Regions from separate parts of the Homo sapiens genome. Here region 2 is linked to region 1. A link is a contact called in ENCODE Hi-C or POLR2A ChIA-PET data. All regions are on one chromosome and are shown on one strand. The core of a region is the stretch at or near the end of the contact, and the rest is flanking DNA. Distances in the headings are between cores, read along the strand shown.

What was found. Hi-C counts contacts between places; a loop is a spot of excess contacts on that map. ChIA-PET counts read pairs that join two places held with the same protein, here RNA polymerase II (POLR2A). Pooled maps may share reads with other maps.
Region 2: a loop to region 1 is called in a pooled map, with 7 times the contacts of the local background. The contact joins the enhancer-like site here to the promoter of KCNG3 in region 1. A Hi-C loop is called at or near these places in 4 of 50 pooled maps. POLR2A ChIA-PET finds 5 or more read pairs at or near these places in 2 of 52 experiments (AG04450 and activated B cell).

Annotation. Positions count from the first base shown.
Region 1 is chr2:42,492,583-42,495,282 of GRCh38, reverse strand. KCNG3 (potassium voltage-gated channel modifier subfamily G member 3) reads left to right here and starts at 1,301. Exons shown (of 2, transcript NM_133329.6): 1 at 1,301-2,446. The coding sequence starts at 1,782. It also overlaps a transcript of MTA3 not described here. RefSeq lists enhancers at 1-274, 1,599-2,356, 2,357-2,700 and silencers at 1,029-1,108, 1,199-1,248, 1,429-1,518.
Region 2 is chr2:42,419,509-42,422,208 of GRCh38, reverse strand. It overlaps a transcript of KCNG3 not described here. Among named protein-coding and RNA genes, the nearest start is that of COX7A2L, 60 kb to the right of the region's middle. Within about 2 kb of position 1,253, at least 5 of the 41 ENCODE cell types and tissues checked have a DNase peak (open chromatin) inside an H3K27ac peak, as active enhancers do.

The DNA of each region.
Region 1 (2,700 bases), core at 52-2,551:
GTGATTTTACTTAAAAGACAGCACTCACATTTTCAGTTGTCTGCCTTTTCACTAGGAATCCACTTAAGAACCAGCGCAAAAGGACTCCGTTTGGCGACCTCTAGCGGGCACCGGACAATCCTACAAAATTACGAAAAGTAGAGGGCAATGAAAAACTCTTCCCTTTAACCAGCCAGGTTACCCTGTGGTCAGATGACCGCATCTCACCCTACCCCACCCTTATTTTTTTCTTCTAGTATTTGTTTTGCATCTAACACGGTTCGCCTTACAACTCACCTGTCTCGCCTCCGGCGGGCTGGGCTGCCGGTGTCGGGTGTCAGGTGAATGAATTGCTGGTAGCAGTTTAAAATAATCCCTGCCAAGTGGAACCCGCTTTCTGGGCACGGACAAGAGCGCGGGGTAGATCGCTCTGCGGAGCCTTCACGGGGCTCTTCCCGCTCGGAGGGCCGGTGCTGCAGCCGGGTCAGGGGTGCGCGGGGGAAATCAAGATATTTTGAAAAGGAGGATGCAGACGAAGACCAAGAGAAAGGCTGTTTTTGCCGGTGACAAGGCGTTCCTCCCCAGACTTTCATCCCACTCTAAGGGCAGCATCTCGAGAGGGTCCAGGCGCGCTACACGTTAGGCGCCTTCTCAGGACTCGCGCCCCAGAACGTGGGGGCCGGGGCCGGGTCGGGGACCGCTTCCCTCCGCGGGCTGGCAGGCGGCACCGAGGCTGGGGGATGGGGCGTGTAGCCGCCCTCTGAGCACGCGGTACGTGGGTCGCCCCGCGCGGCGGTAGGAAGAGCAAAGTCGGCAGGAAAAGCCGTGGCTGGGATGCCTTCCCTGAGAAATCCTTAGGGGCGATGTCAGAACCCGAGCTGGGCTCCGGACAGTTTCTGGAAAAAGCTCTCCAAACGCCGTCTGTCCCCGCACCCGAGTCCACACTGGGCTTTGAACCAGGGCTGTTAAAAGGGGCCCTGGGGACTGCCCAATTCATCCCGATGGCCCAGGGCAGGACGCGGGAGCAGGCATCCCGGCGCTGGGCTCCCCGCTCCCCCGCCCTGCGGACCCCTCCCCGCCACTACGGGCCGGAGCGGAGGGGGAGGACGGCGTCACGAGGCGGGGAGCCCGAGGTCCAGGGCGGGGCGCCCGGGAATCCCAGCCCGAGCAAGCCGGGGAGGTGCGGGCGCGGGCGGGAAGCGGAGGGCGGCGCGGAGGGAGGTGAGCGGCGCGCGCGGAGCCGGCGGGCGAGGAGGAGGACTGCACAGAGGCCCCGCCCCCGCCGCCGCGAGCCGGCTCTTCGCCGCCTCCGAACCCGCTCACTTTGCCTCTCGCCTCTGGACGGCGGCGGGGCGGCCGCCGGATTCGCGGCCGCAGGGAGCGCCGGAGACGGGGAGCTATTCCGCCCCGGCGGCTCCATTCGGCGCCCGCAGCCCTCAGGGGGTCGGCCCCGCGGCTTGGGAGAGGGCACCGCGGCCTCGGTGTGCGCAGCCCTCGGGCGCGAGGGTCGGCGGCGCGGACACAGCCGCGTTCCCAGCCGGTGGGGCTCAGCGCTGGCGCCGGCGAGGACTCCCCGGCCACCCGCAGGTACCGCCGGGCGGAGGGCGCGCTACTAGCAGCGCCGGAGATACTCGAGCCCAGGGACCCCCGGGCCAGCGGAGGGCAGGAGCGGAGCCCCGAGGGAGCGCGGGCCCCGACGGCGCGCTCCCCCGTCAGCCACGGGCAGGCAGGCCCCGCGTGGCGGCTTGGGGTGGGGGGCTGCAGCGGGGCCCTCGGGCCGAAAGTCCCCCGGGCGGCCAGCCATGACCTTCGGGCGCAGCGGGGCGGCCTCGGTGGTGCTGAACGTGGGCGGCGCCCGGTATTCGCTGTCCCGGGAGCTGCTGAAGGACTTCCCGCTGCGCCGCGTGAGCCGGCTGCACGGCTGCCGCTCCGAGCGCGACGTGCTCGAGGTGTGCGACGACTACGACCGCGAGCGCAACGAGTACTTCTTCGACCGGCACTCGGAGGCCTTCGGCTTCATCCTGCTCTACGTGCGCGGCCACGGCAAGCTGCGCTTCGCGCCGCGGATGTGCGAGCTCTCCTTCTACAACGAGATGATCTACTGGGGCCTGGAGGGCGCGCACCTCGAGTACTGCTGCCAGCGCCGCCTCGACGACCGCATGTCCGACACCTACACCTTCTACTCGGCCGACGAGCCGGGCGTGCTGGGCCGCGACGAGGCGCGCCCCGGCGGGGCCGAGGCGGCTCCCTCCAGGCGCTGGCTGGAGCGCATGCGGCGGACCTTCGAGGAGCCCACGTCGTCGCTGGCCGCGCAGATCCTGGCTAGCGTGTCGGTGGTGTTCGTGATCGTGTCCATGGTGGTGCTGTGCGCCAGCACGTTGCCCGACTGGCGCAACGCAGCCGCCGACAACCGCAGCCTGGATGACCGGAGCAGGTACTCCGCCGGCCCTGGGAGGGAGCCCTCCGGGTAGGACGCACTGCTTCTCTACCCGTCCCGTCCGTCCTGTCGCGTCTGTCCGTCCCGTCCATACGTCCCGTCTCCGTCCTGTCCGCCTCCGGGCGACCGAGCCAGCGGGGTGCGCGCCCAGCGAGGCCCAGGCGCGGCCAACTACGGGACCGGTCGGTCCCCACTCCTACCCCGTTGTCCGGGGCACCAGCGGGGTCTGGCCCTTACACTAGACGCACCTCTTGAGGGCGAAATCCTCAGGCATGGGGAGGGGC
Region 2 (2,700 bases), core at 4-2,503, 73 kb after region 1:
CTCAACACTGTTACACTGAGGATTAACTTTCCAACACATAAACTTTGGGGGACAAATTCAAACCGTAGCAATTGGTAATGTTTGATACTGTCGGTTTTACCACACCCTCATAAACATTGGCTTTTACCTCATTAAATTGTTTTCTGGTTTTACCACACCCTCATAAACTCTGGCTTTTACTTCATTACATTATTTTCTTAATGCAACAGATTAACAATGGCTTCTCACTGTGTCTCTTGTAATAACATCTTGGTTACCAATGACTATATGTTACAATCACTTTTAGTTACTAACCAACCAGATTAAAAAAACGCATATTGGATTGGTAGTTTAAAGAGGAAACAGAAAACAAACTTGTTAAAGCATTTGTCCACTGTGTGGGGCTGACTGCTCTTCTGCTGTGGTCCTGGATAAAATGCTTCATCTCTCTGGGTCTGTTTCTTGACTAAGATAATTTGTTGATGTTTTCTCTGGGTTTTTTCCCCAATTCTAAGATTCTGAGGTATTTTGCTCTGTTCTCCATTTGCAACTCCTAGTGACTAGGAGGGTATGGGGCCCACAGCTGGCCCCAAATAAACACTGAGAAATTGACTGAAAATTTTGATATGATCAGAAAAACATATTAGGCCTTAGAGTAGGAAGATATTACCAACAGAACAATAAGAACTCTTGTTCATTAAGAAAAAATAAATAAATTATAGATAATAAAAAAGAAGAAAATAAAAGTAATCTGTCATGCTATTTCCACGATCCTGCTCTGCTGTTTGACTCACTCCTGATTATCCTTTAGGTCTTAGTTTAAACGTTCCTTTCTTGGGGACTTGTTGACTGAACCCTATAATAGATTAGGTTCATCTTCTCTCATCCTGTTGATCTTTCTTTATTATTGTCACTTCTGAATTATAAATGCTTTACCAGAACAGCAGCCTTATATGTGTGATTAATTACTGTATCCCCAACACTTAGCACAGAGGCCAGCACATAATTGTTGCTCAGTAAATGTCGAATGAACACATAAATTCAAGTAATCATTTTTAACATTTTGGCATATTTCCTTTTGTGCTTTTTCCCTGTGAATATGTCTGTATATCAAGATAAAACATCTCAAAAATGAGATCAGTTTATACTATTGTTTCATGATTTGTGTTCTACTCTCATTGAGTCATTTTTGTGTGGTAGCGTTTTATGGTGAGTCATTCTTACTCATAAAGCTGCCCTTTTTGTTTCTAACAACATACAGTTGAGCAATGGGTGGTCTGGGCTAAGGATACAACCTGGAACTTAGATTGAAGAAATTGGTCAATTCAATTTTTTTAAATGGTCAATATGTCTAAACTGATAGGTTGTTGGAGAGGTCAGAATGATTTGTCACTGAGAGTGCTGGCCCTGTTGGTTTCTTTTTTCTTTTTTTTTCTTTTGAGACAGAGTTTTGCTCTTGTTACCCAGTCTGGAGTGCAATGGCATGATCTCGGCTCACTGCAACCTCCGCCTCCTGAGTTCAAGTGATTCTCCCTGCCTCAGCCTCCCGAGTAGCTGGGATTACAGGCATGTGCCACCACGTCCGGCTAATTATGTATTTTTAGTAGAGATGGGGTTTCATCGTGTTGGTCAGGCTGGTCTGAAACTCCTGACTTCAGGTGATCCACCTGCCTCGGCCTCCCAAAGTGCTGGGATTACAGACATGAGCCATCTCACCCGGCCCCCTGTTGGAATCTGAATCAAGTGCCAAGGAGGTTGAGGAAGGGCAATGATGACTAGCCTTTCTAGTGCACTTCCACTCATGTGATACTGCATAGTCTTTGCATTAATTCTGTAAGGTAGTTATTATTAACCCCCTCTTACAGATGAAGAAACTGTCTCAGGGTAGTTAAGTAACTTGTCCAAAAGCACACTAGCTCTTTGTAGCACAGCTGCAATTCAAACATAGATGTTCTAACACTGAGTCCTCTTTTATTTTATTTTTATTTTTTATTTTTTGAGACGGAGTTTCGCTCTTTTCACTCGTCACCCAGACTGGAGTTCAATGGTGTGATCTCAGCTCATTGCAACCTCTGCTTCCCGGGTTCAAGCGATTCTCCTGCCTCAGCCTCCTGAGTAGTTGGGATTATAGGGGCCCGCCACCATGCCCGGCTAATTTTTGTATTTTTAGTAGAGATAGGGTTTTCACCATGTTGGCCAGGCTGGCCTCGAGCTCCTGACCTCAGGTGATCTGCCCGCCTCAGCCTCCCAAAGTGCTGGGATTACAGGCATGAGCCACCGTGCCCAGCTGGGTCCTCATTTTATGTAGATTATGCAGATAGTAGTGTGGAAATCTCTGGTTACAGACTGACCGGCAGTCTCTGCTCTCTTGCTAGTAGTGCTGGCCTTGAAATCAGTTCTGCGATTTAACCCTGATGCACATGACCTGTTGTCTCCTCATTGCTGCTGTTTGTTAGTTTTGGATAGTTATTTTATTCTGTTGAAGTTATGTCTACAGAGCCAGAACATGAAATAAGTAGATGATCTTACTTTTAATCAGAAGGCTGAAAGTTCAAGCTGTATTGAGTAGCTGAGTGCTAAGGTTGGGCTTTCCAGTTCTGGTTTAGCAAACCTTTGATTCAGTTTCCACTTCCTTAAGTCCAGCCTTTTGCAAGGATATTAAGAAATACCATCTGAGGGCTGGGCGTGGTGGATTACAGGTGGGATACGCCTGTAATCCCA